Linked DNA regions of Homo sapiens: regions 1 and 2 are each linked to region 3. A link is a loop called in an ENCODE intact Hi-C map of the cell type or tissue named here. Cell type or tissue: heart left ventricle. All regions are shown on one strand. Links, peaks and the distances in the headings refer to the core of each region. The heading gives the core; the rest is flanking DNA.

What was found. Hi-C counts contacts between places; a loop is a spot of excess contacts. Peaks named below come from ENCODE experiments on the same cell type or tissue, not always from the same donor. Only the 100,000 strongest peaks of a DNase experiment are listed, where the experiment ranks them.
Region 1: a loop joins it to region 3, with 2.0 times the contacts of the local background. A loop is called at or near these places in 7 of 110 quality-filtered maps.
Region 2: it touches region 3 in a loop (2.1-fold over the local background); 2 of 110 quality-filtered maps call a loop at or near these places.

The regions. Positions count from the first base shown.
Region 1 is chr11:108,978,792-108,989,922 of GRCh38, forward strand. No RefSeq gene overlaps it. Among named protein-coding and RNA genes, the nearest start is that of DDX10, 320 kb to the left of the region's middle. In heart left ventricle, for the core only: no CTCF peak of the experiment used is centred there; no DNase peak of the experiment used is centred there.
Region 2 is chr11:109,300,047-109,311,177 of GRCh38, forward strand. No RefSeq gene overlaps it. Among named protein-coding and RNA genes, the nearest start is that of C11orf87, 120 kb to the right of the region's middle. In heart left ventricle, for the core only: no CTCF peak of the experiment used is centred there; no DNase peak of the experiment used is centred there.
Region 3 is chr11:109,071,216-109,082,346 of GRCh38, forward strand. No RefSeq gene overlaps it. Among named protein-coding and RNA genes, the nearest start is that of C11orf87, 350 kb to the right of the region's middle. RefSeq lists a silencer at 4,894-5,094. In heart left ventricle, for the core only: no CTCF peak of the experiment used is centred there; a DNase peak (open chromatin) is centred at 4,906; H3K27ac peaks cover 563 bases.

The sequences.
Region 1 (11,131 bases), core at 1,908-9,907, 92 kb before region 3:
GAGTTACTTGGTAAGGAAAAGCAGAAAAAGAAATCTGTTTTATTCTGATCTAAAAGCATTCGGCAGGCTTCTCGCACCTGCATCATAGATTTTGGGGCATTTGCCCTGGGGGATTGGTCCTGAATTTCCTGTGGGTAGAGCTTACACATCCATTCCCCCTCCCTACATGCACATCTCTGGAGCCTCTCTTACCTCTGGTGGTCTCAGGGATAATCTATGTAGCCTGGGGCTGTACAGCCTGCCCCAGGGCTTTGTGAAGACCTGGCTGGCTATGAATCAGCCCTTCCCCTCCTTATTCTTTTATAATCAGAAGATATTTACATAAAGCATCCCAAGAGGGTTGCAATGGGGAAAGTAAGGTTCTGCACCCTCTACGCCTTCCATCTCTCAAGTGGTATATAATTTGCAGCCTAGCCTCTCCTAGCCTAGAGGTGTCGATGGGGAAGATGACCATGTATTTACTCTGCCCCCTGTGAGGGGTCAGGGGGCAAGGATCACCATAATGTGAGGAGACAGGTTATCTGTGAATCTGCAAGGAGGGAGTTGGAAGGGTGTGGCAGCAAATGTAATGTTGCTAGACAACAGCCCCTCTCTGACCCTCTTCCCCACCATGATGAAAAGCATCTGAGGAGAAGTGAAGGGACGGCATCCTATTTTAGGAGAATCATTCTTTAGGGCCAGTTCTTTCCCGTGCTAAATACAAAGAAAGAACCAGAAGCCCCATCAGAGGTTTTGCAGAGGGCAGATTGTAGCAGCTCCATTCTTGGGCTTTGGAGACTGAATCCCAGCTTTGCTTCTACTTTCTGAAAGGCCTTGGTGAAGTGACTGAAATTTGCCAAGCCTCAGTCCCCTCCTCTGTAAACTGGGCATAATAGTAGAACCCACCTCAGAAGGTGATTTTGAGAATTACACAAGAAAGCCAAGGTAAAGCTGCTTATCACAGGACCTGGGAACAAAATTCAATTTTGACACATCAGCTATTATTATTATTATTATTATTATTATTATTATTATTATTATTTAAGACTTTCTCTTTTTTTTCTTACTTTAAGTTCCAGGATACATGTGCAGAATGTGTAGGTTTGTTACATAGATATACATATGCCATGGTGGTTTGCTGCACCTATCAACCCGTCATCTAGGTTTTAAGCCCCACATGCATTAGGTATTTGTCCTAATGCTCTTCCTCCCCTTGCCCTCCACCCCTCAATAGGCCCTGGTGTGTGTTGTTCCCCTCCCTGTGTCCATGTGTTCTCATTGTTCAACTCCCACTTATGAGTGAGAACATGCAGTGTTTGGTTTTCTGTTCCTGTGTTAGTTTGCTGAGAGAAATGGCTTCCAGCTTCATCCATGTCCCTGCAAAGGACATGAATGAATAGTACTTTTTTTTGGCTGCATAGTATTCCATGGTGTATATGTGCCACATTTTCTTTATCCAGGGCATTTGGGTTGGTTCCAAGTCTTTGCTATTGTAAATAGTGCTGCAATAAACATATGTGTGCATGTGTCTTTATAGTAGAATGATTTATAATCCTTTGGGATTTTTTATGGCTGCATAGTATTCCATGGTGTATATGTGCCACATTTTCTTTATCCAGGGCATTTGGGTTGATTCCAAGTCTTTGCTATTGTAAATAGTGCTGCAACAAACATACATGTGCATGTGTCTTTATAGTAGAATGATTTATAATCCTTTGGGTATATACCCAGTAATGGGATTGCTGGGTCAAATGGTATTTCTGGTTCTAGATCCTTGAGGAATCACTACACTGTCTTCCACAATGGTTGAACTAATTTACACTCCCACCAACAGTGTAAAACCATTCCTATTTCTCCACAGTCTTGCCAGCATCTGTGTTTCCTGACTTTTTAATAATTGCCATTCTGACTGGCATGAGATACATCAGCTATTATTATTATTATCTACTATATGTGGAGTTCTCCTCAAGGGCTTCTTCCTGGGCTTTCCATACTACCATGCATTAGTGATTAGCTGAAAAGACAGTGCTGTTTCAGGATGGGACTGAGAAGCAAGTCAATTGGCCAGCCATGCTGAGATGGCCTATGGGGTAGAGGTTCCCTGGTGTTCTCTGGCTGGGAGCTACAAAGTCTTCTCTTGTAGCTGTACATTGGAAACCTCAGACAGACTTCAGCCCTTCTCAGACTTCCAGCTTCCAGGCTCCGACCCGGTTGGGGTACCTTGACTTCCTGAGAATCTTGCTTGATTGCTAATTTAGACAGTGCCCTCACTCGTGTCCCTGTGGCTCAAATGGCAGGGCCTGGGTGACATCTGACAGGTAAAGTGAACCCAGGGTAGTTTAAGAAGGGCCAGACGCCACCTGTAGTGACACTAGGACTTGATTAGTCAATTGCTCCTGAAATCAGTAAAAGATCTTAAAAAATAAACAGGTTTCCCAGTCTTTGGGAAAAAACGCACAGTGAATAAATCCTCTGAATGCAGTATTTGCTTTAGGAAAATCCCAGAGACTCATGAGGCTCACCAGTATTTGTACTCTCTTTTTCTTGCTGGGCTGTGGCTGGACTATATTTTCCAGCCATCATCGCTATTAGGTAAATAGGTGAGGAGGCACGTAACTGAGTTTAGGCCAATATAATATGAGTGGAAGAGTGGATGAGGCCTATTTCCAGCCCTGATCCATAAGAACCTACCATTTCTGATCATCTTTCTCTCCTCCAGTTTACCAGTGGGCTGGAGAGGATTCCAAAGAGATGGGGTCCTAGGATGCAAGGCGTCTGGGTCTTTGCATGACCATGTGTTCTTGTCTTGTGAAATGATGATCCTGTCTTGTAAGAAACAGAGCATAATGGTATGGCACCACTGAGATTTGGGGGTTGTCACTCTAGCAGCTAGCTTTATTTACCCTCATACAGTTTGATATGGTTTGGCTGTGTCCCCACCCAAATCTCATCTTGAATTGAAGCTCCCATAATTCCCATGTGTTGTGGGAGGGACCGGTGGGAGATAATTGAATCATGGGGGTTGTTTCACCCATACTGTTCTCATGGTAGTGAATAAGTCTCACGAGATCTGATGGTTTTATAAGGGGAAACCCCTTTGACTTGGTTCTCATTCTTTCTTGCCACTGCCATGTAAAAATTGTCTTTCACCTTCCACCATGATTGTGAGGCCTCCCCAGCCATGAGGAACTGTGAGTCCACTAAACCTCTTTTCTTTATAAATTACATAGTCTCAGATATGTCTTTATCAGGAGCATGAAAACAGACTAATACATGGTTTATTTAAGATTATACTTTGTTCACATGCTGCAAATGGATGTCCCAATTCTGGGTAGATAGTATAGGTGAATGTGATAACATCTTGTATTTCAATGTGTACTCTTTTTTCCTTTTGGTCAAGGCCATTGGTGATTGGTTGTTTTGTTGTAAGAAGGCTTCAAAAGTCATTCATTTTAAGTATGTTTCTCACCCATATCTGTTCTCTACTCTCATCCCTCACCCTTCCACATTTTGATGGCCTTACTGTCATCAAAGTGGCATTGGATTTATACTGTGTTGTTAAAGGATGAAGAATCTTAGATTTCTAAGCTGTGGGGAAATTAATAAAATATCAAAAATTGAAACCAAGGATGATGTAACCCTAAAGAATAGTTCTCTTTTGAATACATCTTTTCAGTTTCTTTCTAATACACAAACTTACATACATATACATCCAGTTATTGATAACAGTATTAGCTAGAATTTATTGAGTGATTGCTGCATGTTGGGCATTTTTAAATTTTAAATATTTTTAATTCTCAGAGTAGCTCTGTAAAATGGGCATTGTTATTCTCATTTTCAAATAGGGAAGCTGGGGTTCAGAGTCATAAATTTGTCTAAGATGACACAGCAGCAATGCACTCAAATCCATACCTGCTCTGACCCAGATCTTGCCTGTTGTCTTATATTACCCTATAGTGTGTTATCTTTATTCTGTGGATAGAAATTTTTGGAGCCTCTGGCTAGAGACCTTGACCCTGGGATTGGTGACCCTCCCTTTCCATGACTTGTCCAATAAAAAGGCACAAGACTCTCTAGACCAGCAGACTCTACATAGGCCTCTCTGAAGGGTCTCAAATCAGGCCCAGAGAGTTTTGTACCTGCCTGTCCCATCTATTGCATTGTCTACCTTCAGCATCCATGAGTTCCTGAGTGCATTTTTGTTAGGACCTTGGTCCCAAGCAGATTCAGATTCCTGTCTTTCAAGGGCACTGGAATGGCTAGGATGGGAAAATGACAGCCTCTTTGGGGCCAGTGATGGTCCAGTAGAGGGGCACAAGAGGAAAGATGATTAGAAGGTGAAATAGAGAGGATACATTGGTCACTGTGCAGGTAAGGCAGGTTGGGGGGAAAGGGGGAGTCATGGGTGTTGCCAGGTTTTTGCCTTGGGCCACTGGGTAGGCAGCATACACAGGAAAGGACCAGCCTTAAGGGCAAATATAAAGGAAGCTGGCATCCATGTGTGCTTCCCATATACCACCCTTTCTTGAGATGTTACACAACTTCCTGTAGGCTTTTCTGGACCACATTATCAGGGAAGAGTTTGCAGTGGCCCTCAGGACCCTTTACTGAATTTTAACCAATTGTAACATAAAAGCTAAAAGATGGATTGGTTCATGTTTTTCATCACACAATGTGTCTGTGTTTCATGAAGCTCATTTATGGCAACGTGTACCTTTGCTGGCTGCCATGAGTGTTTTTCTTCTGTGAATATTGTTTCTTTACATATTTATATTTATCACATTTAATCACACATACAAGGCATTCTCCAAAATAGTTTCTTAAAAGGCAACTTAGAGACATATTTGGAAATGAAATTGAGAGGCAATTTTTTTTTTTTTAGCTTTTGCTTTTTATGTAACGGGACTAATTTTTCTCGAGCCTTGATTGTCTCAGCCACTGGTTCCCATACACAACTGCTCATCAAGATCACCTGGGAAGCTTTTAATAGACACAGTTTCTTGCCATGACACCCTCTCCCAGGGGGTTCTGATTCACTGGGGATGTGGCCTCTGCAATTTAAGTTCGTCAGAAAATTCCGATGAGCAGGCAGGTTTGGGAATCACTCATCCGAGCCACAGTCTCCAGATTTATAACCCTAGCTTTGGATGCATCAGCATTTTATTTTCTTTGAAGAATACATGGGCATTTTAGGGTAGAAGTAAATGGTGTTTATTAACAAAAACTAATATTAAATTACTGCATACTTGCTATTGGGATAGGTTCTTTTTAAATAATTATCTTACTTAATGTTATCCTCACTGATAAGTTATAGAGCATCTTCATGTTCCAAAGCCAAGAAAATGGAAACTAAAAGAGGCTGAAGAAATCTTTGAATGACTAGTTCAGGTGATCAAGTGGAGGAATGTAGTTAGAACTGAAATATTTCTGACTCTAAAAGGAAGCCTGTCTCTGAGCCACTACCCTGGGTTGCCAGTTTGTGGGATTAGTGATGCTTCCAGAATTTCTCAGTTGCTTTTTGCCCTTTGGAGAAAAGATGCCTTCCTCTGTTATGAGTGGGAGGGCAGTAAGTCAAGGCAAACACATCCTACAATTGCTGAGCGCTCTAGTGAAGAAAAATGTTGTTATTTCCCTGCCAAAAGAACTAGAGAGAAGAAGATCCTTGTTAGGAAAGACAAAAGCAGAGAACAAAAGCAAAACACAGAATGATGCTTTCCTCCTAGACACTTGAACCCACTAAGATCTTTTATTCTTATCTTTTTATCAGAGTCAGGATTGATTTAAGTTTATTAATGATAAATAACATCTTTTATTGCACAGTTAATGTATCCAGTGAAACTATACCCATATGATGCTTCTGTTTGCATTGTCATAAATCAATGAGAGACTGTTAATAGTAGCACTGGCTTAATCACTCTGATGCCTCTTGTTGCTAATGGGGATTGTAAAAATAGAGGTGTGAAGCAATGTGTTTTCTGAAACTTGTCAGGCTTGAATGGAGCAGAAGCATGGGCCTGGAAAGCAAGACCCATAACAGCCTTTGGGATGAGGATGTGATGATAACAGCTTCCATCACTTTGCTTTTGCATGGCTGTTTATGAAGCATTTTCCTTTAACCTTCCAAGAGTCCTGGAAGGCAGGAGTTTTGTCCTCCACCCTACAGGTGAGGAGACCTAGGCAGACTCCTGGTCCAGAGCTTTCTCCTCACTCTGGGCCCAGACGGACCTGTGCCACTTACATTTGTTCTTTGGAGCCCACTGATGCTTCCCAAAGACTTCTGGAGCCTGCAGTTTTTCAAAGGGCCAGATGCAAAATGAGGTAGGCTGAGATTCCAGGGCAGCTGCAGGCTGCACAAACATACTTCAAGCATTGGTTAAAAGGAAACGGAGAAGCAGAATGGTCATTAAGCACCTCAGAGGGGAATTTGCCATAAATTCTCAGCCTTTTCAATAGCTTGGCTTTATTAGGGCATGAGCCAGTGATATTTTTCTTCATTTCCTAACTTAGTGCTCACACAAGGATTATTACTTTGTAATATTTAGTTTTCTTGGCATTGTAGCTGAATTAAATGAAGACCAAGTGAGAGCTGGAAGGAAAGAACTCCTCCCCTCTGATCTACCTTCTCAGCCCAGTTTCCTGTTTTTAATTAACACAGTGGCGAACGTAAGAACTGACCCACATGCTGTGGGCCTTCATAGAACCAGGACAGGCCTTGCAGAAATGAAGAAAAATATCATTTAAAGTGTTTCTTAAATTGGATTGCTCCTTTTTTTTTTTTTTTTTTCTAGCAGGCCTGTGTGCCAGGCACCCATGTGATTTTCTTGTTAGAAATAGGCTGAGTGGGGGAGGAGAGACATGCAGAATATTTTTTTTTCTTTTTGTGTGTGTGTGTGTGTTTTATTAACTCTGGAGTGCGTTAATTTCATCACACTCCCAATTCCAATTTATCTGCATCTCTGAGACTAACTGGCAGCTGGAGCTGTGAGTGCTGGGACCAGGTGGGGCTAGAGGCTCTGTAGAATTTAGACAGGAATTTTACATCAGAACTAGACACAGATTTAGTAAGAGTGTGGGGACAACCATTGGAGTTCTATGGAAATTGGCAAGCAGTTGATCCTGCAAATGGCTTGGCCCAGAGAAATCTCAGTACCCCAGGAAGAAGGATGACATCATTCTTGTGGACACTTCTGGTTCCCCTGGTGCCTAAGAGGCCAATAAAGAGCTGAGCACTGGTCCAGCAGCCTCTCTCTTTGAGGGTCCTGGGGTGCCGGGCACTTTCCTCCTGCAGCCTTGGCAGGACCTGCAACCTGCCTGCTTTTGTATTACCAGCCCTTGGAGAAAGAGACTCTGTCCTGTTTGCCATCAACCAGACCTGATCCCACTGAGCCAACAGAGAAAAAGAACATGCATCTGAAAGATCCTACCAGCTGGAGAAAGATGAGTCACAACCAACAGAACACAATCTCAGCAAAACAGAGCTGTTGGAGGAAATGAGTAAAAAAGCAATAAGAAAACCTAAAGAAATTTAAGTGCATTTCAAAAGGACTTTCTAAAGGAAAGAAAAGTCGTCACCAATTTAGTAGATGTAACTGAAGGAGTTAATGGTCACTGTTGAGGGCCACCCATGTTGGTGGCTTAGAGGATCAAAGCACAGAGCAAAATCCGATGGAAATCATGAGAAAAAAGCAGATAAAATCATGAGAAAAAATGAGAGAGAGACTGGGAGAATGGAACCAGGGGACAACTTGGAATGAATAGGATTTACAATAGGATACAAAGGAACAGTTAAAGAAGAGGCAATAATTAAATATATAAGAAAAATTTCTGAAAAGACTTGAGTCTATATATGGAAGGGTCTAGCCAAGTTCCAGGTCAGGTTGATGAAAAAAGTGAGACCCAACATACTCTACTAAAAATTCCTGAACTCTAAATACCACAAGAAAATCCTGTAAGTTTTTAGACAGGAAGAACAGATTACTTATAAGGGAATAAGAGGAAGATTAGCATCAGACTTCTCATCTGGAAGCTAGAAGATACTGGAGTGAAAACTATAGCAACTACACAACCTAAGAATCCAATGTCCAGCCAAGATATTCCCCCATCAAGGCCAAAAAAAAAAAAAAAAAAAAAAAACCCAAAAAAACAAAAACAAACAAATGAAAAAACCAAACAAACAAACTACCATGATTTGAAGACATGCAATCCTCTAGCGTATATTTCACTCCCATTCACTATCTCAGCAAAATACTTGAAAAAGACTCAAAACAAATAGCAAATGAACTAGACTGGGAAGAAAATGAAGTGGAGAGGAAACAGTATTGAGCAAAGAACCTTGCTCTCTGTAGATCCTGAACCAGTAAGCAGTCTGCATCCCTGGAGCTGGAAGTGTAGGAGCAGAGAGGAGACCAAGACTTGGAGAAAGAATTTCCAATGAAAATAGGCCGCAAAACTAAACAGGTTCTTAACTCAGATTTATCTAATAGTTAAAGAAAGATAGTTGCAATGTTAAATAAACTTTTCTATATCGTGAAAAAATGAAGAAGATGTTAATTCACTTTATAATAGAGTCCATCTTATTTTAATACTCAGCTCTAATAAAGTATAATTGAAAATTTAAAAACTATAAATCAATCTAACTTAAGAGTACTGATGCAAAAAATAAAATAAACAGCAGATAGAATCTAGTGGAGTTTTAAAAGAATACTGTACTGTGATCTAATAAGATTTATTTTAGAAATGCAAGAAAAGATGGATATAAATATCTGTATCAGTATAACTCTAACGAACAAATGGAAAGAGATTAAAAGAGCTAACTGAAACAGAAAAATTACAAAATTACATTAGTAGATTTTGGAAAGGCATTTTATAAAATTCTTATAAAAGACAGTTAAGTAATACAGGAATAGAAGTAAACAACCTAAATATAATAAAGATCAGTCATGATACCTACCAGCAAGTATTACCTTAAGTGACAAAACACTACATCTATTTCTGTCAAAATCAGGCACTGAAAAGGAATATTCTCATCATCATTATACAACATTGTGTTGGAGTGGTAGTGAATGAAATAAGTCAAGAAAAGAAGTATGCATTTTTTTTAACCTTTCAAAGTCCCCAAGACTCTACTTTTAGATATTAAAAAAGGCTACTCAAGTTAGTAAAATAATTTTGTAAGGTAGCTGGAATAAGATTCATATACAAATACTAAAACTTGTCTTTTTTAGTAAGTAAGAAGTCAGAAATGGAAAAAACTCATTTATAACTTTAAGTACTAAATGAATATATTAAGAAAGACACAGACTTAAATGAGGAAAGCTATACAACCTTATTGAGGGACACACAACAATATCTAAACATTTGGAAAGACTTTCTTTTTCCAAAGGAAAACATTTAGTACAAAAGTAATTTCTTCAAAAATTTATGTACAAACTTTAGGTAATTTCTGTCAACATCCCAACAGAGTTATTATCCTGGAAATTAAACAATCTTGCAGTGTATATGGAGGAAGGATTTTTTAAATTTTTTAATTTTCAGTATTTTTAATTGACACATAATTACACATATTTTTCAGGTAGAGTGTAATATTTCCATACATGTATGTATATAATGTGTGATGCTCAAATCAGGGTAATTAGTATATCCATCACCTCAAACATTTATCATTTGTTTGTGTTGGGAACATTCAAAATGTGCTCTTCTAGCTATGTGAAAATATATAATAAATTGTTTATTATTCACTCTATAGTGCTATAGAAATCTAGAACTTACTCTTCCTATCTAGCTGTAATTTTCTATCTGTTTGGAAGAGTGAGTTTTTTTTAGACTAACAAAGAGAAATATGCAAAACAAAATTGAAGGGGAAACTTCCCTTACCAGATATTATGATCCACTTTTAAGACAATGAGATAATATCAACATGATACTGGTGTTGGGAAAAACAAAGAGATTAGTGGAACAGAATAGATAATCCATAAATAAAGCTTGATGTGTGTGAGAATTTAATGTGTTCCAGCAGGAAAAGGCTGGATTTAATGATATGGTCTTGGGATTCCTGGTTCTCCATCTGTTTGAAAGCAAAACTGGATTCTTTTCATAAGCATACGATAATACAAATCTTGCAAAACAAATTGGGATTTAACTTGTATAATCTGATGGCAGGGGAGGTCATAACCAAAGAAAATATTTTACCAAAAAAAATGAAAAAAAAAAAAACCAAGTACATGATAGTCATAGAAAAAAAATCAGTGAAAAGCAGGATTAATAGCCATACATCTAATAATTTACAAACAACTTTTACAATTGTCATAAAGGGACAAACCACCCAGTGGAAAAATGGACAAATGGTATGCAGAGACTATTTGCAGAAGAAAAACTCCAGATGGCCAAAGCCTTATGAAAAGATATTAAAAGTCACTGGTGTTCAGGGAATCCAATTTTAAGTAACAGTGAGATATGAAAAAACATCAAAGGCCAAAATTTAAGATAGCATTAACTTTCATTGCTGGTGGGAATATGGAGAAGAGTCCTGCTTTCTTCTTTTATTTTTTCCTTTATTTGTTCTTAAAAAAAAACAAAACAAAACCGAGGATACGTGAGCAGAATGTGCAGGTTTGTTACACAGGTATACATGTGCCATGGTGGTTTGCTGTACCTATTGACCTGTCCTCTAAGTTCCCTATCCTCACCTCCCACCACCCAATGGGCCCTGGTGAGTGTTGTTCCCCTCCCTGTGTCCATGTGTTCTCAATGTTCACCTCCCACTTATGAGTGAGAACATGCAGTATTTGGTTTTCTGTTCCTGTGTTAGTTTGCTGAGGATTATGGCTTCCAGCTTCATCCATGTCCCTGCAAAGGACATGATCTCATTCCTTTTCATGGCTACGTACTATTCCATGGTGTATATGTACCACATTTTCTCTATCCAGTCTATCCTTCATAGGCATGTGGGTTGGTTCCATGTCTTTGGGGAGAAGAGTCCTCTTATACAATGCTGGTGGAAATATAAATTGTTAGTTTTTGTGAAAATCAAACTGTCAAACACCATTAAAATTAACACTGTACATTCCTTTCTGTTCAGTAATTCCACTGCTGTGACTTTGATATGGTCTGTATGTTTTGTCATGCCCCCACATTTATATGTTCAAACCTATTC
Region 2 (11,131 bases), core at 1,640-9,639, 230 kb after region 3:
TTTCCTGTGAGCTGTCAGTTGATACAAATGCTTGGTCACTGGGAATATACTGGCCTCTTGTTCAGCCTTGACTTCCAACCCGCAACTGCTGAGTCTCTTCCAATTTCCAGCAATGGCCGAGAATAACTTATTGGCTCACAGATCCCTTCTATAGTAATTCAATGGAGGTGATGAAGTGGTGGGAAAAATGTTTCATTCAAATCACAGGTTTCCAGAGGGCATAGTGAACTCAGGTTTAATTCAATCTTGATTCAGTGTCCAATATTTCTGACATTTGATGGGGGGCATGGCAGTAAAAGCCTCTATTCAGGGATGATGGTATCAAGGGAATGGATAAACCTTCCTTCTGGTTGGTTTGTCTGATTTGGATGACTGACTGCCAAGAAGGATTTGACAAGTGCTAAACAGCCGCCTATAGCTCAGGCCAAATCGGCTGGGGTTTGAGACATAAATCTTGCTTCTACAGGGGATGAAAGTGCAAGACAGAAAACCGTAGCAACCATCTTTTCCCAAGATAAGGAAAACATAGAGGTATAGAGAAACACAGACTGTGACCCCCAGTCCAGGCTGGCCAGGACTCACACAGACTCCACTCATCAATGTAAATAGGGCTCTGAATATACCTCAAAGCTTTGTGAGGACTGTCTCAGGCCATGCTGGAAACCATTCTGTGAAATGAGGCTGGAGAAGGCAGGAATTAGTATGTTAACTTTGTTCCTTCAAATTGCTCCTCTGGATTTTCAATGTAGTTTTCATCTGTAAGACCTATTGCTCTTGCTCTTTGCAGCGGGGCCTCTTTATTTGCCAATCAAAAGGGTCTTCATTTTTAAAGATGGGTGATGGGTAAAATGAGCTCATCTAAGCTACTCTGTCCCAACTTCTGATCCCATGAGAGGAGAATCCAGTCTGAAGCAGATTCTTGAATCAAGCAGGCCCCAGGGATTGCAGCTGGTAGCACCAGCACTTCCTCTGCCTCTACTTTTTTTTTTTTTTTTTTTTTTTTTTTTTTTTTTTTTACAAGTTAGACTGATAGTGATACTACTGGGTGCTGACAGACCTTGCAAGTTCGTCTTGCCAACTGCTCCTGCCAAAGCTGGAAGGTGAAAGAGCAGCAACAGATGCCACCATAGCAGCTGCAGCCATCTGCTAGAAGATAAAATGTGTTGCCAAGAACAGTGCTGGGGAGAGGAGAGGGGGAAAAAGAGGACATACTTGAACTGAGCCAGCAGTTCCAGCTTAGAATCCAGAGCATGGCAGAGCTAATAGGTGGTTTCTTGTTTACCTTTCCTAAGGTAATGCTCCCCACCTCACCATCTGCCATTCTGCCTTCTCCAACTCTGCTGTTTCCTGATGGTGAGCAATGCCCACTCCTCATTCACCATTTTTGAGAGTGCTTTACAGAAGAAGCAGCAGACCATTTGGCCCTGCCTTTGAAGCCCAGATTACATCAATATTGACCTTCTGGTTCTCTGAGCTCTTGTCAATTAAAATCAGTTTTCCTCTTTCTTGGATCCTTTTCAATTCCAACACAGAAGCTAATGCTGTGCAGATTTAGGTCTCCCAGATATAGAATTAACCATGATTTTGCTATTAATTTGCAGGAGGCCTAGAAAAAATTCTAGGGTACTGGATAAAAAATTTTAAAAGTTTGGATGAGCCAACTTCTCTAGACCTTAGTGTTCTCATTTCTAAAGTGGGAGACAGAATTATTAAATTCTAAAATTTATTGAACACTCAATAGGCACTAATCGAAGCATTTCATGTTTATTAACTTGTTTAAGCCTCACAACAGCTCTGAGAGGTAGGTATTATTATTATCCCTATTTTACAGATGAGAAAGTTGAAGCACAGAGTTTATATAACTTTACTGTGCAGCTAGAGGTGGTAGGATTCAATTCTACACAGCTGGGCTCCGGATTTTGTACTTTTCTCCATCGTGTTATACCGCCTCTACAGAATCCCTTCCAGTTTTAAGATTCTCTAACTTTTTCAGGACTCTAGCTTTTTCTTTTCATTGTGGTGGACGCCATTATTAGAGTTCAGGACTTTGAATAATTTTGCATTTTTATCTTGGTGGAAATGTAGCAAGTCATAGCTGGATTCTTCGGACTGTTTATATGCTAGCTTTCAACTTCTCTACTCTCAGATGCCCAGAACTGCCCATTATCTATACTGTGCCAGTCCCTCAACCTCCTTCAGAAGCATCCATTGACTTTTCAGTTCAAATGTCAAAACTTCTGCTACCTTCAAAGCTTTTCAACTAAATGATCTTATGCTGCATGTGTGATCTCATTGTTTTCTAGCATATTCTTCCTTTTAGGAAAACTTGTGTTCTTGTGTTGCTCTCTTCCCACTTCGCTTTGCACTTCAATGTTATCTGTTTACATAAGAAAAATACTGTTTTGTGTTGGTTTGCTTTACAGCTTACAATCTGCTTTCACGCACATTATTTCATTGGCTCCCACAACAAATCTATGAGGCATCTACCTGGGTTATCACAACCAGACATTGGACTACTTCCATTCGTGTCCACCTCAGATTCTTCCTCCTTATTGCTGCCAGAGGAATCTTTCAGGAAGGACAAATCTGTCCATATCACTCCCTGGTTTAAAATATGTCAGTGAGTTCTTATGCTGATAGGATCTTGCTGTTTTCTACCTTTCCAGCTCTTTTATCCTCACTCTTCTCTTCTCATCATATGACTCAGCAATGCCAAACCAAACACAGTTCCCAGAACCCACTGCAATATCTCACACTGCTGAGGTTTTGCTCTTGCTCCGTCTTGATCAGGACTTGCCCTCCCCTTTTGTTGCTTATCTAATTCCTACTGTCCTTTAGAAGTCTGGGCCAGCTCCTCCAGGCAGTTTCCCTGCCCCCTCCCCTGCTGCAAGATTACGCAGTCTAAGTGTGCCCATCCACATCCTAACATTTATTTTGTATTAAAATTATCTATTTGTTATGTGTCTTGTCTCCTCCTATTCCTGGAAAGCATAAGCTATATCAAATACACCTTTGAAGCTTTTGAATCCTAGGTCTTAGTGCTGCAGCATTCTGCTAATTAAAGTATGTTGACCTGCACTGAAGCCCCACTACATAGATCAGTAAACTGAGTCCGAAAAAGTTTCAATCAACTTCTGTAGGTATCGTGGCTAGAAAATGACAGAGCAGGCAGTAAACCTCTTGACTATCAATGCCTTAGGAATTTGGCCCAAACTGTTTTAAATGCATGGAATAATCTTTCTCCTATTTTACATGACAAGTCCTTTACCTCTATTTTCAAATAGTGTCTCGGATCTACCCTCTTCATCTATGTTCTCCCTCAAATCAAACTCTATTTACTAGATTAACTATTTTATACAATGTTTTCTCCATTTGTCTATAATCTTCTTCGGATCAGGAATTGCTGCTTCTTTCTTCTCTGACTCATTATCTAATAAAATGCACCCAATGGGACTCAGTCAGTGCTTGCCTTCTGACTGAAATACTTCAAAGCAAACCTCAGTACACATAAAAAGAAAGCACACTTGTACAGCTTGTGCAAATAGTGATTAAGCCCCATTGTGTCTAGGGCTAGGTCTGCTCTGGCTTTCCCCAATTTCCCCCAGTGTAAGCATGCTATGCCTGCTTTCCACTGCACCCCATTTCTCTGAGGCATCTTCACTTGGCTGGACAGTTCTAGCATTTGAAAGAGCATTAGCAGAGTTGACTTCCTTTTACTGTATAATGGAAAAAGCAAGGGCCTTGGAGTTAAAAGACCTTGGTTTGTTTTCCGGCTCTCTAGGCCCACAGTCTCTTATTTCAGTGTTGGGAATCAAAATAGTAGATGTTCTATTTAAGTTCCAGAGTTATTGTGTGATCAAGTAAGGTAATGAGATAATGCATGTGCAAACTATTTTTGTAATCCATCCTCACTATATAATCAGTCCTCATTATTTGTGAATTCTGTGTTTGCAAATTTGCCCAGTGCCTAAAATTTATGTGTAACCCCCAAATCAATACTCATGGCATTTCCACAGCCGTTGTCAGACATGTACCAGGCTGTGAAAAATTTGAGTTACTCCTCAACATTCGTGTTCCCAGCTGAGGGAGAAAAGGGTGACACTCCTTCTTGTTTTAGCTCTCATGCTATTAAGTATCCTTTTTTTTTTTTTTTTGCCAGATTTTGTTGCATTTTTGTGCTTTTTTATTGATGATTTTACTGTTTAAAATGGGCCCTGAGCTTACTTCTGAAGTGCTGTCTAGTATTCTAAGCACAAGAAGGCTGCAATGCCCCTTACAGAGAAAACACATATGTTAGAGAAGCTTCATTCAGGCATGAGTCATAGCACTGTGGGCCATGAGCACAATGTTAATGAATCAATTGTATATGTTACATAAGATGTCTTCAAACAGAAACACACATAAAACAAGGTTATGTTTTTATTCGTTGATTAAAATGTTATGAGCAGAGGCTTGCAGTAACCTAACCCTGTATTTTACCTAGGAGCCATGGCTCAGTGTTTGCTAATTCATTGTCCATAGTGACTTGGTGGAACATAATCAGCCCTAATAATTGGAATACATTGCATTCATTTGTAAGGGAATCTTCCCATTTGAGGTCACTTCTGTCTTGTCTCTAACCACTCCTAATCCTTAGCACCGTGTCTCTCAAACTATTTTTGCTCCTTAAGAATCATTGAGGAACTTATTAAAATGTAGAGAAGATTTGACATGTTCTCAATACAAAGAAATGACAAATGTTCAAAGTGATGGATATCCTAAGTACCCTGATTTGATTATTATACATTGTATGCATGAATCAAAATCTCACATGTACAAATATTATGTATTAGTAAAAAAAATATATAGAGTCCCAAGTCAACAACCCTGATTTTTTTTTTCTTTTTCTTTTTTTGGATGGAGTCTTGCTTTGTCACCCAGGCTAGAATGCGGTGGAGTGATCTTGGCTTACTGCAACCTCTGCCTCCCAGGTCAGGTTCAAGCGATTCTCCTGCCTCAACCTCCTGAATAGCTGGGATTATAGGCACTTGCCACCATGCCTGGCTAATTTTTGTATTTTTAGTAGAGACGGCAGTTTGCCATGTTGGCCAGGCTGGTTTCGAACTCCTGACCTGAAGCTATCCACCGGCCTCGGCCTCCTGCAGTGATGGGATTACATGTGTGAGCCACCGCTCCCAGCCCTGAACAGCTTTTGTTGCGAGTTCAGAAGCACATGTCAGGAGGCCCTGATGCATACAAGGCCTTGGGGAGTAGTGGGGTGAAGCTGCCAGAGTGTGGGTAGTGATGGGCTGATCAGGCTGGGGTCATTCAGTTTTCTGGAGTCTCTGTCCAACCTGATGCTCTGGGGGCCTTTCCTGATATAGGCCTGACCCAGATCCCTGCAGATGCCTTTTTCATATCTCACTGTAACTGCAGGAACCAGACATGGGGAAAGCCCTAAGAAAGAGGAGGGCGGGAAAAGCCACACTTTGTACCAGTCACTCAAGCCTTTTTTGTTTTGGAAGAACATGGGAATGTCATATTCTTCAACTTTTTACTAAATGGTCTCCTGAGACATGGGTGAGGAGGAACCAAATTGTAACCCTCTTGGCCTGCAGACTTCAGACTCAGCAGCAGTGTGGTCATTGCAATCACATTAATTCTTCATACCAGGATAAGAGCTAACACTGACCAATGCTTGAATCCATTACATTTTGTCAAGGGAATGCCAATTAGTTTTCTACAAGTATTTACTTTTCCAATTAATCTCTGCTCCCAAACACTAGAATATTTAGAGACTTTTTTTTTTTTTTAATGACAAGAACTTCAAGTTGTATTCAATGGGAAAACAAAATACTTTTTGAGAACCCTGGGACCCAGAGAGCAGTTAACCTCAGGCTTAGGGAAGAACAGTAAAGGATAGTTAGTCTTCATCGAATGGTGATGAAGGTGGTTGCAGTGGAAGAAGACGGGCTGTTGACATCAGACAGCGTGGGTTCAAATTCTGGCTTTGCTATTTTCTAGCAGTGGGGTCCTGCGAAAATAATCCCCAATCTCTTCAGTACTCCTCTTCTAGAAAAAATGAAGACAATGGCCTTGATAAAGATGAGGAAAGATACTGCAAAGTTTTCTAGCTGGGTACATCTGGAACATGATAAATGCTCCGTAAATGATAGTTATCCTCTCCTTCCTTCTTTCAACTTCCTGTACATGGAGGTTGCACAGGTTATATCATCTCTGTGGCCCTGGGCTGTGCTACAAGTTCTAGATGAAGTGCCTACTCTCTCTCTCCTCCCTTTCCCCATTCTTTCATAACTTCTTCCATTTCTCTAGAGCCTTAGTGTAAATAGTCTTACATGATGAACTGATTCTGTGCTAATGTGATCATAGTATGACTCCTCAAGGCAACAGTTTCGTTTTACCAGGGAGTTTTTGGAAATAAATGTCGGGAATTTCTGGGTGTCTTGGGTTGAGAATGGGGGCATCTCCTAAATCAGCAGATGCTTAGCATGTGTTGGTGAAGACTGGCCTTGACTGGGATACCTCATTTATCTCACTTGCATTGCTGAAAGATGATTCAGCCTTGAAGAGAGAAGGCTGGGATTCCTGATTCTGGAACATGACTGTCCTAATTATAAATCTTGGCTTTATCAAGTACTGTGTCAACTTAGGCAAATGGTCTTTCTGAGCCTCAGGTTTCTCACCTGTAAAATAGGGATAACAATACTTATCTTTTAGAGTTTTTGTGAGGGTAGGAAATATTTTATGGAAATGTCTGTCTCACAGTATGAGATCAGCAAATGGCCACCTCTATTATAGATCAGTGAAAGGGTGAGGTAGATGCGGCTGACAGCTGGTAGGCTCAGAGGGCATGAGCTAGGTCTATAGTTTTCAACTAGTAATTCTGTAATTAGTTGTGGTAATCTGGTGGCATGGTAATTTCAGGATGACTGAAAGCCAATTTTTCTCTACTAACAGTTAAAGAACCAATATTTGGAAAACTTTTTGAACATCATTCTCATTTATGTGTCTTCTGATAAGCTTTCTTGAGTGAGAGAGAAAGGTATGGATTAATAGTCATTTACCTGGAAAGTATGAATATGAGAATATACCTTGTATGTGAACATCCTTTATTGGCAAAAATCAGTATGTTTGATTACATCAATGCTAAGAGTTTCTGTTAAAGGAAGTGCACCATAGACAGAGTTAACAGAGAAATAATAGACTGGGAAGAGATGTTTGTGATGTCTAGAATCAAAAGGCAATTAATATCTAAAATAAAGAGTTTCTTTATGTCACTGGAAAAAGACAGGTGCCACAACAGCAAGTGGGAAAAAAACCAAACAAACCCAAATGTTTCAAAAATAGATGCAATGACTTAAACCCATGAATAATCAGAGATGTAAAAATTAAAACAACCACTTCACTCTTTTTTAAATCTGTGTGTAAATTGGATGGCATCAAGTGTTAGGAAAGAGGTGGGGAAGCGGGACCCTTATTCGTGACTGGTAGGATTGTGAACTGCTAGAGGCATTGTGTGAAGCCATCTGGCAGTCTTTGGTGAAGTCAAGTCGGCCTCTACCCAGCAATCCCATCCTCAAGAAAATATGCCAGAAAAATCTTCATGCAAATCTACAAGGAGGCATGGCTGAGAAGATTGAACATTTGTAGTAGTGAGGAGTTCAGGCTATGAACTTCTTTGATGGATGCTTTCTATGGACTATTCTGTAGCAGTTGGGAGCAAGAAGCACACATCCCAACATAGATAAACCTTAAAACTGAGATATCAATTAAAAAAGGTAAAAGGAATGAGGTTTGTTATGCTATAATATTTAGGTAACTTAAAGATAAAAGTATATGAGTTTGCAAGAAAAAAAATTTTTAAGGAAGCAAATGGATGTGGTCCTTGATTTCTTGGCATATCCAGCTTTTGAAGTTTAATTTCTAAAAATGCATATGGAAATATTACATAAACTTTCCTTAATAGATGTGTAACTTTTTTAATCAGATGTGTTTTTAATGTGTAAAAACTATTAATGTTTCTAAAAATCTAAATGCATTAAAAGTTTAAGTGAAGTATATGGGAGAAGCCCATCTTTTTTAAAACAGCAGAAAATTATGGTGTGAATTATATTAATAATTATTACCATGTTTGTTTATTAATTTTTTTGGATCTAGAATTTATTAATACAAAACACATGGACATTACCTGAATAACAGAGGGAATGACCGTTCATTCAATGAAGCTCTTCATGTCCTCTCAAAGATTTTATCTTATGCCTCATTTTTCTTGGAGGATTATCGAGGGATGATGAAGTTACAGGGAACAAAATAAAGGTGAGCTGTAATGGGCTCATTCAAAGTGGATGCTGTCCTCTTCACATAGATTTCCTAAAGATGGATTAGGAGAAGTAAATGAATGTATGTTTATGTGATCAAAATTCACCCTTATCCTGAATGAAATAAATAGGCATGTTCAGAGGAGTGTGCAGGGAGGCGACTGGTTACAAGTATGTTGCCTGAGAACTGGCAGAGATGAAGGCTGGGCTGACATGGGGCAGGATCATCTCAGATGGAAGCCAGAGAGGCAGAACATTTTCATGCAGGTCACTACACATGTTTGACACTAAATTCAAAGTAATGACTGAAGCAACTGGCACCATTTAAAATAACGAGCCAGAGTCATCCACCAAGAAGCTGAAATGATGGCAGCACCATTTTTGTGGTAAGAAGACACGAATCTCAAGGTCAGCGATTCCTATTAAAGGGTGACATCTGCCTGTCATTTCAGGGTGATCTAGCATCTGTGTATCATTCAAGAGTAAAGGAATAGCACTTGATAGTGCAGTGTTGAGTGCCTTACATGTTTACAGCTACAGACTTCTGTTGCACTCAGCTCAGTTCCTCAGTGGCACCAGGGGCTGGCAACTGGCAGCAATTATGGAATCTATGAGATTATATGTCATTCATTATGTAATGGATATTTATCAGTTACTTTGGTAGCCCAGCATCTTCTTTTGCTTGGGACTATATTAACCTGTGTTCTTCTGTAAAAGCTTGAAATGCAAGTTGTTTAGCTATTGAATTTCCCAGATTCTCTTGTGTATAACTTAGGCTCCAATAACCAGATGCAGCTGCCTTGAATTTTGAAATTAAGAATTAGAAGTGCAAAAAAGGCTGGGATGGAGGAACATGAGGATTAGTAATAAGAGTTTTCAGAGGCACAAGAGGAATAACAGTGCAGTGGCTGTAACTGACTAGTGCCTATGGTGGTGGTGGTTGCAGCTGAGGTTTGTAGAGTTTAGAGGTGACAGTGTTGACAGTGGTCTGGTTTTATGGTATGAGAATTTTGGCGGTGGTCCAGGTTAATGCACTAGCTTCCCTTGCTCTTGAATGTTACCCAAGCCTGAATTTCCTGGCAATTATACATTACCTAATACTGTTTCAATAGATTTATTTTCTGCTTATGTCAGCCAGAGTTGGTTTCTGCTGCAACCAATAAAGCTGACTGATACAGGATGCATATCCAGGTTTCAGATGCAAATTGCTTTCTGGAATCAAGTGTGTGACCTATGGTTTGTCATGATGTGTCTCTGAAAGGGTCTAAAACCATTTTATAAATAGTTTATCATCATTGACTTTTAGATTCCATGATGTCAACATCACACCTATAAATCACTGACTAAATTCATATTTAATGTGTACCCACTATGTGCCAGAAATTGTGCCAGACAATAGGGATACGATGAGAGATGGTTCTTTGTTTCATGGTGCTCACTCTTTGAGAAGGGAGATGGGCAAGAAAATGGACAGTTGCAATATACTTACTATGAAAGGACAGCAGCTATAAGAGCATCTAGGAGGATCATCTAACCCAGCCTTGTGCGGGCGGGATAACTATATATAGCATATCTTTGCATGAATGTTCTGCTGTTGTCTTAAATTCATCTTTATTTTCTTCCTTCTTTCCCATTACTTTATTTGCTTGTTTTCGTATTTCCATCATGACTCCATTATTCTCCAAGTCACCTAGACCCATGCCTGGAGGATAATTCTTTTGCCTTCTGTGTTCATTTAGTTACCAAAATTGCAAGTGTGTACATGTGTGTACCAAAATTCCATGTGTGTACATGCAAACCACACCTGAAATAATAGTTTCTTGAAACAATATTTTACTCTATGTAATGGTTTCTATTTTCTATCCCATTCTATTTCATGTTTTTAAAAATGCTACTTTTAACCTATAAATTAATTTCATGACCCACTAGTGTTCTATTACCCATTCTTAAAAATACTCTAATCTCTTCTATATGTTCAAACTGTTACTTCAAACTAGGTCCTTTATTTTTATTTATGCATGACTCCCCCATAGCAAAAGCAGCAGTATCAATAACAAACCCACCTTCCTTCAACACACTTTACCTTAATGTCTAGCCTTCTCATCCCAGGCCAGAGGATCTTTATTTTCTTTTTCTTCATTCACTTAAATTTAGTTTCGTCACTGATATGCCACAGAAACTGCTTTTGCTAAGCTCACAGCTCACAAGCTGCCTCCATATCTCTAAATCCAGTGGATAGAGTCTTTCTCTTGCTGGGCATCTCCCTTCTTCAGAAATCCTTGTTAACACGGTTACATTGATCCCTATCTATTGGGTTTCCTTTTATTTCTCTGTTCTCTCCTTCTTACAAGATCTTTTTAGGCTCATCTGCCTTCATCTGGCTATTCAAAATTTCTCAAGACTCAAATCTGGGTTTTTAAAATCATTCACTAGACTTATGCTCACAGCTTTAATTTCCATGTATATGCTGATATCTCTCAAATGGACATCATCTGCCCCAGAGTTTCTCAACCTTGACACTTGGAGCTAGATGATTCTTTGTTTTGGGGGGCTATCCCATGCATTGTAGGATGTTTAGCAACATCCCTGGCCTCTACCTACTAGACACAAGTAACAACTGCTCCCTCCTCCAGTTGAGATTACCAAAATGTCTCCAAACATTGTCAGTTGTCCTCTGGGGGGCAAAATCATTCCAATTGAGAATCACAGTGCTTCCCTGACCTCTTTATTTTTCAACTACCTAATCAACATTTCCACTTGGATGTTTCAAATACACCTCCAATTTACCCATCAATCCTTGTCCTTTTCTGAGA
Region 3 (11,131 bases), core at 1,136-9,135:
TCTCTGTGCATGTAACCTCTTGGTTCTTTTGGTCCTAAAATTCCTAAGATTAATAACCACCTAAAATATTATTAATTTACCTTTATTGGGCAAAACTAGATATCATAATCCTCACTTTTCATATGAGGCAAGCTGAAGATTGTCTGGATAAAAAGAATGAGGCTCTCAATCTAGGTCTTAGTCTAAAGTCTCATGCTTTTTCAACCTTGCATGCTGCCTCTCAGTCTGCACTGTGTTATCAGGAGCAAATGAAGCAAGCAGTGTTAGAATCTGCACAGATTTTGGTTATGTTAATGGGCATGCAAACTCTCCCTAAAGTTTTCTCATTTTAAAAGCTGATTTCTGCAGCTAGAGTGATAAACACAGAAGAATGGATTTCTGTTAATAAGAATTAAGATGAGGTTATAGTTATGGGGATGGTGGGGTCAGGGGAGGTGGGCTGGATTACTGAGGATAGAGAGCCTTTTGTCAGTGCCATTAAAGAACCTCATCCAGGCACTGCTTGGACAAGCAGAGCCAGGTGATAACAGCAGAGTTTTTGTTGGCATTGCTTCTCCCACAGATGACAAAGCCAAGGACAATGTGTTCCAGCTTCAGGGGGAAGCAAGTTGTGCATTAGGAGGTAAATCTGTGGCTTGCAAAAGGTTGAATAAGATGCCTCTTAAAAAAAGCTCAGCAATCAGCTAAATTTAGCGTGGAGAGCACCATCCAGGCCAAGAATATTCTTTGGCCTTTGGCCCATAGCATTTTCATTTGACGGGGAATTGGATGCATTTTCATTTCCTCTAAGCTTTTCTCTTAACTCTCAGTACCTTCGCCTTTGGAGGCAGGAGTCTATGTGCTAATAGTTGGCTGAGGCCCCGTAGCTGATTCATGTTGGGTTAGGCTGTTGTTACATTGCTATAAAGAAATACCTGGGACTGGGTAATTCATAAAGAAAAGGGCTTTAATTGGCTCACAGTTCTGCAGGCTGTATAGAAAGCATAGCACCAGCATCTGCTTCTGGTGAGGTCTCAGGAAGCTTCCAATTATGGCAGAAGGCAAAGAAAAAGCAAGCATGTCACATGGTGTGAGTGGGAGCAAGAGAGAGACCTGGGACTATGTGGGGGAGGCACCACACTCTTTTAAACGGCCAGATTTCATGAGAAGGAATGCACTATCACAAGGACAGCACCAAGGGGATGGTGCTGAACCATTCATGAGAAATCCCATCACCTCCCACTAGGTCCCACCTCCAACACTGGGGATTACATTTCAACATGAAATTTGGTGGGGACATATATTCAAACTATATCACATGTCTCTGCTCATAATGACAGTTAAGGATGGTCTTGCTGCCCATTTTCAGTGAGAGATTGGGTGTTCACTGTGATGTTTTCATATAATGTTTTTCGTATGTCATCCATCTGGAGGAGGCTTTCTTGACTCTCCCCTCTCTTCTCATTATCCTTTGCATTCCCTTCTCTGAACTTTATTCTTTTTCTTTGAAGTTGTTTTCAAAGACAAGAAGATCTTTGGCAATGCGAGCCCTTTGCAGACCATAGTGAATGCCTGTTCATCTGCTCATTGATTCAGTGCCACTACTGCATGTCAAATGCCACAGCTTCCAGGGTACCCAGCTTTCTACCTACCATCTGATTTCCCAGAATGTAGAAATGGACATCCAAATCTGTGGAAAATTCAGAAACAATAAGATAGAGTAAAATAAAGTGTGAACTCTGGCATCAGCAGGTCCAAGTTCCAATACCAACTTTGCTATTTACTTGACATGTTATTTACCTCTCTGAGCATGATTTTTCTTGTCTGTGAGAAGGTGATAATAACTTGTAAGTTCTTTTCTGGCTTAAAAGGGGTACTGATAGGTATTCTTTAAGTGTCGGTTTTCTTCTCTCTTTTCTTACAAGGAACAACTGGTTTGGCTTTGTTACTCTTTACTCTGCCCTCTGATATTGCATATTCAGCAGAACCGATCTCTGGGTCTTACAGTCACCTAGCTGGCTCATTGTGAACTCTAGGGAGAGTACCTGGTTTTTGTGCCTGGGTACTTCCACTTCCCTTTCACCAGGTTTATTGGTTTGTTCCTCAGTAGACCTGAGTAGTTTTTTATCCCAACCATTAATCTGGTTTGGATTCACTCATTCATTAAACAAATATTTATTGAGCACTTCTATATGCCAACACTGTGTTAAGTGCTGGAGACATATTCTCTGTCCTCAAGGAACCTACAGTTTAGTGAAGATAGACAAGTCAATGCACAACTACAATGGTGTCAACTAATGCCCGTGTAGGTGAAGACACACATAGAAAGGGTACTGAAACCAACCTGGGGACTCACCAAGGGCTTTGTGCAGGAAGAGACATTTATACTGACATTCAAGAATGAGTAGGGACTGGCCAGGCAGAGACATGGATGGGTAGAGTAGGTGTGAAGGATGATGAAAGTGAAGGCAGTGCATATATGTGCAGCATCAAATAGGCTGGGCCTCCGCAGAGATTGAGCTGACTGTGGCACTGTCTACCTACCAGCACCTGGGAGGCTGCTGGGATTGGAGTTATTTTAGGGAGACAGATCATCAAGGATGGCTGGCAAGACTTGTCTCTTTGTGAAGTATTTTACAAAATACTTAATGACTTTTCAGAGACTCTTTGGAAATAGTCCCAGTGTGATATTTCTGTTGGTCAATGGGTAGGTGTTTGCATGCATTTATGTGTGGAGAGGTGCAAAGTGTAGGGGAAAGTCACTTCTCTCTTAATTTTTGTGCCATGATGTTAAATGTATTTTCTTTGTGGGACATTTATTCTTGAGGTCCAATCAGTCACTTTGAAGAACAAAGTGTGACATCTTCAGCCCAGCTGGGCCCATGTGCCCATGCCTGCCTGAGTTGCTCAAGCCCTCTCATTGGTCCTAAACGAGACACTGCTACTTTAGACAGGGTTTAGGTTGGCTGATGGGGAGGAGGAACATATAACATGTGAATCAGGGTCATGGATCCCTGCCCAGGCATAAGGGGCAGGCATAAGTGTGTGTGTGTGTGTGTGTGTGTGTGTGTGTGTGTGTGTGTGTGTGTTGCAGGTGAGTTGGAAGCCACATCTCAAAGCTGGCTGCTGCTTTTCACCTTCCTTCTCTGATGCTCCTGCCCTGCCTATCTACCACATGTGGGGAACACCTAGGTGCTTCATTACAAAGTCTGATTGCTTAGCTAGTTAGAGTCAAAGTGACTCAGTGCTTTCAAGTCTATCTTGGTTGGAAGAGAGCTTCTACCTGAAATTTGCAGCCATAATCTCAGAGAAGGAGGATTCTCTCTATTCTCCTGTTCTCCTTTCCTTGCTCCCCAGTTGCCTTTGGATACAATACAAGGTAGTCCTGTTTGATCTAGATTCTTCAGATCCTGAATTGGTCAGAAATGCTAATCTTGTCCAGCAATTCTGGTAGATCCCAAGGCTGATATCTCTGTATAACCCTAGATACAATGCCTTCTAGCATCTTCATCTATTTGTATCTTTGAATCTGAATTCCCTTATTGCCAGAGGATAATCTCTGAGATTCTTTAGTTTATTTTGCGTGTGATGGGAAGTAAGGTGACTTCTTCAAGATTCCAGAGCTAGTTGAGAGCAAGGTCACTAATTGTTAACCCAGTACTCTTTCCACTAAATATCAACAACTTTATCTACATTCTCTATGTATGGCCCCGAAGTGTGGGAGAGAACTGATGTGCTAGACATTGTGCTAAGGGATTTACACATATTTCCCTCATCCATTCATCATCCTAGCTCCTGAAATAGGGCCATTGACCCTGATAGTAAAAGAAGGGAACGGATTCAGAGAGGGAAGCAACTTATTCACAGATGGAGCTGGAGTTTGAAGCAAGGTCCAAAGCTTATGTTTTTACTTCGAGGCAACTTGGCTTCAACCTGCTACACTTGAGCCTAAGAACTGAAGGGCTTTGGGCTGGGATCAGGAGTTACTGCCCCTTGCTGTTAACACTGCCGAAATTCAAGCCTGGGTCTGACTCTACATTTTCTTCTTTATCCTCTATAGTAAGGCCTTTAGGACTGAATTTCTCCACTTAGACACCTTTTTACTACAATTCCGATTGAGTCTAATGGCTGCCTTTGCTAGCTTCTGGGGAGTGTATTTTTTTCTTATTCAGCCATCTTGATTCTTCCCACAAATGTGCAATGTAATGTTCTTGACTTTTGGGTTGGTTAAAGAATATCTGCGGACTATGGGAAGAATAATTTTAAAATGCAAAGCTTACTAGTGTCAGAGATGGATCTCAAATTATTTCAAGTAGGCTCTCATACCTTATTGAAGAGACGTCTTGACTTGGAAGCTCGTAGATAACACATTTAATTGCTACTTGGAGCTCCTGCTTATATTACCAGCAGAGGCACTTGGAAAAGGTGCTTGTGACTGAAATTGTGGTTTCTCTTTTTTATATATAAAACCTTCTCTCTCCAGTTTCTGAATTACTATTTGCAGTGATACATTCAATTCTTTTGACATGCATTGATCTCCCACAGGATGCGGATCACTACAGTGAAGACAGTCAGTTTGTGCTATCTTGACTTGTTTTTGATCTTGGAAGTTAGAGAATTGAAATGCAGAGCTTAAAGGGGCGAGGATGGAGTTTGCCAGGATAGGTATTGTCTTAGATGGAAGGTATTTATGTCATGTTTTCCGTCTCTTCATGAGCTTGATGTGCTTTGTCTGTGATTGCCAGGGTGTTCCAAAAGGCTTTTACAATGTCTCTGATTTTTCTCAAGTCACCACAGCATTGCAATAATGTGCTCCTTCTTCACATCCAGTCTCAGCTGCCTCCCTCTTTCATGACTGCATTTTACAGAAATCCCAAGTCTTAGTATCTTGGCTTCTTGGTACATAGGACACATGGCCGGGCAACTCCCCAGGGCCAGGCTCTATCTGGTGTCAGGAGAAGACAGCCCAGTGTGCTTGCTTTCCAGCTCCTGCCCAGATGTCTCCGACATTTCCCAGCCAACAGCTCTCTGGCTTTTTACTGAATCACTGACCCACTGTGAGCTCTCACATTATCTCTTCCTCCCAGGCCAGCTGTGGATTGATTTTTTTTTTTCAGGAGAGAAGCTCCTAAGACATAGATAGGGCCAGAAGGGCCCTGGGAAAGAGTGCAGCTCATTTGCCCACTTGATTTCTCAGGAGTGGGCCAGAGATGAGATTTAAGGAGAGGATAGGGCGGAAGGCAACACTGCTCCTGGACACCCGCTTTAGAATGAGAACTGTTTTTCAGGCAGCTTTTGAAACTTTCCTGAAACTTTCCATAATGCAAGGGGACACTGTAAGAGGCTATGGATATTCTAGCAAGAAAAGAGCAAGAGGACTGTTCAGTGAGTAAACTTGCTCTGGTGGAAATCAGCTTTAGACTTTTCTTCATGGAAGTGCCTTTCTAACTCCCTTACTATACCCCTTTTGTCTCCTTCCCTCCACTTTGCTGGCTTTATGTAGTACCCCTTCCTGATTTCTGCCTGATTGGATAACTTTAACCTGACACTGGCTGGGTGCTCCCTGCAATGAGTCGTGTGGTGATTTGCAGCTATGGGCTTTAGTATGCCTCATAGTGATGTTATTCTCCAGGTTCTGAGGGTCTGGGAAGCAGAGTTTATCTTGGTCTGGGGGTTAAATTAAACCTCGATGTGTTGCTGCCTTATGTTAAAGATCACAAATGCTCCAAGGTATGGCGACAGCTGATCCCTTGTGTAATAATGAGCAATGTTTCATAGTGTGTAGTTGTAAATGATCCTGTAGGAGCTTTAGTTCTTTGTTGTATATAGGCAAACTCTGACCTAGTACAAAATGCCAGGACTGGCATCCAGCCTAAATTATTATGATGAAAAAGCTGGTGGGGCTGGCCAGACTATCTCTCTTTTCAATCTCACCTCTTGCAGCTGCTCAGTAAATGGCAAGCATGATGGAAAAATATAGGTCCAGTCTTACTTCTCTGGAACCCATTTATTTAGTAGGAAGGATTCTAGAATTAGGTGGTTTTTCTCCTCTTCATTTTTCCTGACAGATTTTTCTCTCCCTGTCATACTGTAAGATTGATTTCTATCTTTAAAATGTGTTCATGGGGATGAGGGCTTTTCAGGGAAAGCATTACAAATCACCCACGACATCAGGCATCCTGGGAAGAAGCAGAGCTGTTTCTACAGTGCTCATTTTTCAGAGAGCGCAGTGCCACCTGCCATCTTCCTGTATTTCCAATTTCGCATTGTCCTTGTCTGTTTGAAGATGGGGTATGTGAATTCCAGATGAGCTTGTGCTGGCTTTTAAAATTCACATGGTTTGAGGAGAAGGAGCAGTGACAGCTGATTGATGTAGAAATGGCTTAGGAAGCCAGGCTGAATCAGAAATCCTGATTCCAATGAAATCCCCCTCTTGGCTGAGTGCTGGCTTGTCACCACTGAGACAGTATTTCAAAGTGATTTCACAGGTGTTAGTTCATTGACTCCTCCCACCATCTCATGAAAGAGGCAGGGGAGGAAAGAGTAAGTCCACAGGACAGAAGAGGAAGCTGAGAGTTTGAATGTTTTTGTGACTTAGACTTGGCCCAAGGCAAGTTAGCAGTGAAACTGGCATAAGAACCTAATTCTTTTTCCACTGTACCTGGAGGGTCTAAGGCCTAGGGAAACATTTTTTAAAGTCTCTAAAAAGCTCCTTAGGTGGCATAGTATCAAGGAACTTGGAAGGGATCAGAAAATTAACCTCAAATTATCTGGATTTTAAAGCATCAATCAATGTACCTTTTTATTAAGTTCCTAGCATTGTATTTGGCCTACAGTAGGTACTTAGAGATGAGAGCTTATTCATTATTTCTTTTTTATTTTATTTTATTTTATTATTATTATACTTTAAGTTTTAGGGTACATGTGCACAATGTGCAGGTTAATTACATATGTATACATGTGCCATGCTGGTGTGCTGCACCCAGTAACTTGTCATTTAACATTAGGTATATCTCCTAATGCTATCCCTCCCTCCTCCCCCAACCCCACAACAGGCCCCAGAGTGTGATATTCCCCTTCCTGTGTCCATGTGTTCTCATCGTTCAATACCCACCTATGAGCGAGAACATGTGGTGTTTGGTTTTTTGTCCTTGCGATAGTTTACTGAGAATGATGATTTCCAGTTTCATCCATGTCCCTACAAAGGACATGAACTCATCCTTTTTTATGGCTGCATAGTATTCCGTGGTGTATATGTGCCACATTTTCTTAATCCAGTCTATCATTGTTGGACATTTGGGTTGGTTGCAAGTCTTTGCTATTGTGAGTAGTGCCGCAATAAACATACGTGTGCATGTGTCTTTATAGCAGCATGATTTATAGTCCTTTGGGTATATACCCAGTAATGGAATGGCTGGGTCAAATGGTATTTCTAGTTCTAGATCCCTGAGGAATCGCCACACTGACTTCCACAATGGTTGAACTAGTTTACAGTCCCACCAACAGTGTAAAAGGGTTCCTATTTCTCCACATCCTCTCCAGCACCTGTTGTTTCCTGACTTTTTAATGATCACCATTCTAACTGGTGTGAGATGATATCTCATTGTGGTTTTGATTTGCATTTCTCTGATGGCCAGTGATGGTGAGCATTTTTTCATGTGTTTTTTGGCTGCATAAATGTCTTCTTTTGAGAAGTGTCTGTTCATGTCCTTTGCCCACTTTTTGATGGGGTTGTTTGTTTTTTTCTCATAAATTTGTTTGAGTTCATTGTAGATTCTGGATATTAGCCCTTTGTCAGATGAGTAGGTTGTGAAAATTTTCTCCCATTTTGTAGGTTGCCTGTTCACTCTGATGGTAGTTTCTTTTGCTGTGCAGAAGCTCTTTAGTTTAATTAGATCCCATTTGTCAATTTTGGCTTTTGTTGCCATTGCTTTTGGTGTTTGTCATGAAGTTGTTGCCCATGCCTATGTCCTGAATGGTAATGCCTAGGTTTTCTTCTAGGGTTTTTATGGTTTTAGGTCTAACATTTAAGTCTTTAATCCATCTTGAATTAATTTTTGTATAAGGTGTAAGGAAGGGATCCAGTTTCAGCTTTCTACATATGGCTAGCCAGTTTTCCCAGCACCATGTGTTAAATAGGGAACCCTTTCCCCATTGCTGGTTTTTCTCAGGTTTGTCAAAGATCAGATAGTTGTAGATATGCGGCATTATTTCTGAGGGCTCTGTTCTGTTCCATTGATCTGTATCTCTGTTTTGGTACCAGTACCATGCTGCTTTGGTTACTGTAGCCTTGTAGTATAGTTTGAAGTCAGGTAGCGTGATGCCTCCAGCTTTGTTCTTTTGGATTAGGATTGACTTGGTGATATGGGCTCTTTTTTGGTTCCATATGAACTTTAAAGTAGTTTTTTCCAATTCTGGGAAGAAAGTCATTGGTAGCTTGATGGGGATGGCACTGAATCTATAAATTAACTTGGGCAGTATGGCTATTTTCACAATATTTATTCTTCCTACTCATGAGCATGGAATGTTCTTCCATTTCTTTGTATCCTCTTTTATTTCATTGAGCAGTGGTTTGTAGTTCTCCTTGAAGAGGTTCTTCACATCCCTTGTAAGCTGGATTCCTAGGTATTTTATTCTCTTTGAAGCAATTGTGAATGGGAGTTCACTCATGATTTGGCTCTCTGTCTGTTATTGGTGTATAAGAATGCTTGTGATTTTTGTACATCGATTTTGTATCCTGAGATTTTGCTGAAGTTGCTTATCAGCTTAAGGAGATTTTGGGCTGAGACAATGGGGTTTTCTAGATATCCAATCATGTCATCTGCAAACAGGGACAATTTGACTTCTTCTTTTCCTAATTGAATACCCTTTATTTCCTTCTCCTGCCTGATTGCCCTGGCCAGAACTTCCAACACTATGTTGAATAGGAGTGGTGAGAGAGGGCATCCCTGTCTTGTGCCAGTTTTCAAAGGGAATGCTTCCCGTTTTTGCCCATTCAGTATGATACTGGCTGTGGGTTTGTCATAGATAGCTCTTATTATTTTGAGATACGTCCCATCAATACCTAATTTATTGAGAGTTTTTAGCATGAAGGGTTTTTGAATTTTGTCAAAGGCCTTTTCTGCATCTATTGAGAAAACCATGTGGTTTTTGTCTTTGGTTCTGTTTATATCTGGATTACATTTATTGATTTGTGTATATTGAACCAGCCTTGCATACCAGGGATGAAGCCCACTTGATCATAGTGGATAAGCTTTTTGCTGTGCTGCTGGATTCGGTTTGCCAGTATTTTATTGAGGATTTTTGCATCAATGTTCATCAAGGATATTGGTCTAAAATTCTCTTTTTTGGTTGTGTCTCTGCCAGGCTTTGGTATCAGGATGATGCTGGCCTCATAAAATGAGTTAGGGAGGATTCCCTTTTTTTCTATTGATTGGAATAGTTTCAGAAGGAATGGTACCAGTTCCTCCTTGTACCTCTGGTAGAATTCGGCTGTGAATCCATCTGGTCCTGGACTCTCTATGGTTTGTAAGCTATTGATTATTGCCACAATTTCAGAACCTGTTATTGGTCTATTAGGAGATTCAACTTCTTCCTGGTTTAGTCTTGGGAGGATGTATGTGTCAAGGAATTTATCCATTTCTTCTAGATTTTCTAGTTTATTTGCATAGAGGTGTTTGTAGTATTCTCTGATGGTAGTTTGTATTTCTGTGGGATCGGTGGTGATATCCCCTTTATCATTTTTTATTGTGTCTATTTGATTCTTCTCTCTTTTCTTCTTTATTAGTCTTGCTAGCAGTCTATCAATTTTGTTGATCCTTTCAAAAAACCAGCTCCTGGATTCATTAATTTTTTGAAGGTTTTTTTATGTCTCTATTTCCTTCAGTTCTGCTCTGATTTTAGTTATTTCTTGCCTTCTGCTAGCTTTTGAATGTGTTTGCTCTTGCTTTTCTAGTTCTTTTAATTGTGATGTTAGGGTGTCAATTTTGGATCTTTCCTGCTTTCTCTTGTGGGCATTTAGTGCTATAAATTTCCCTGTACACACTGCTTTGAATGTGTCCCAGAGATTCTGGTATGTTGTGTCTTTGTTCTCGTTGGTTTCAAAGAACATCTTTGTTTCTGCCTTCATTTCGTTATGTACCGTACCCATTCAGGAGCAGGTTGTTCAGTTTCCATGTAGTTGAGCGGTTTTGAGTGAGATTCTTAATCCTGAGTTCTAGTTTGATTGCACTGTGGTCTGAGAGACAGTTTGTTATAATTTCTGTTCTTTTACATTTGCTGAGGAGAGCTTTACTTCCAACTATGTGGTCAATTTTGGAATAGGTGTGGTGCTGAAAAGAATGTATATTCTGTTGATTTGGGGTGGAGAGTTCTGTAGATGTCTATTAGGTCCGCTTGGTGCAGAGCTGAGTTCAATTCCTGGGTATCCTTGTTAACTTTCTGTCTCGTTGATCTGTCTAATATTGACAGTGGGGTGTTAAAGTCTCCCATTATTATTGTGTGGGAGTCTAAGTCTCTTTGTAGGTCACTCAGGACTTGCTTTATGAATCTGGGTGCTCCTGTATTGGGTGTATATATATTTAGTATAGTTAGCTCTTCTTGTTGAATTGATCCCTTTACCATTATGTAATGGCCTTGTCTCTTTTGATCTTTGTTGGTTTAAAGTCTGTTTTATCAGAGACTAGGATTGCAACCCCTGCCTTTTTTTGTTTTCCATTTGCTTGGTAGATCTTCCTCCATCCTTTTATTTTGAGCCTATGTGTGTCTCTGCACGTGAGATGGGTTTCCTGAATACAGCACACTGATGGGTCTTGACTCTTTATCCAATTTGCCAGTCTGTGTCTTTTAATTGGTGCATTTAGTCCATTTACAGTTAAAGTTAATATTGTTATGTGTGAATTTGGTCCTGTCATTATGAATGTTAGCTGGTTATTTTGCTCATTAGTTGATGCAGTTTCTTCCTAGCCTCGATGGTCTTTACAATTTGGCATGATTTTGCAGTGGCTGGTACCGGTCGTTCCTTTCCATGTTTAGTGCTTCCTTCAGGAGCTCTTTTAGGCCAGGCCTGGTGGTAACAAAATCTCTCAGCATTTGCTTGTCTGTAAAGTATTTTATTTCTCCTTCACTTATGAAGCTTAGTTTGGCTGGATAT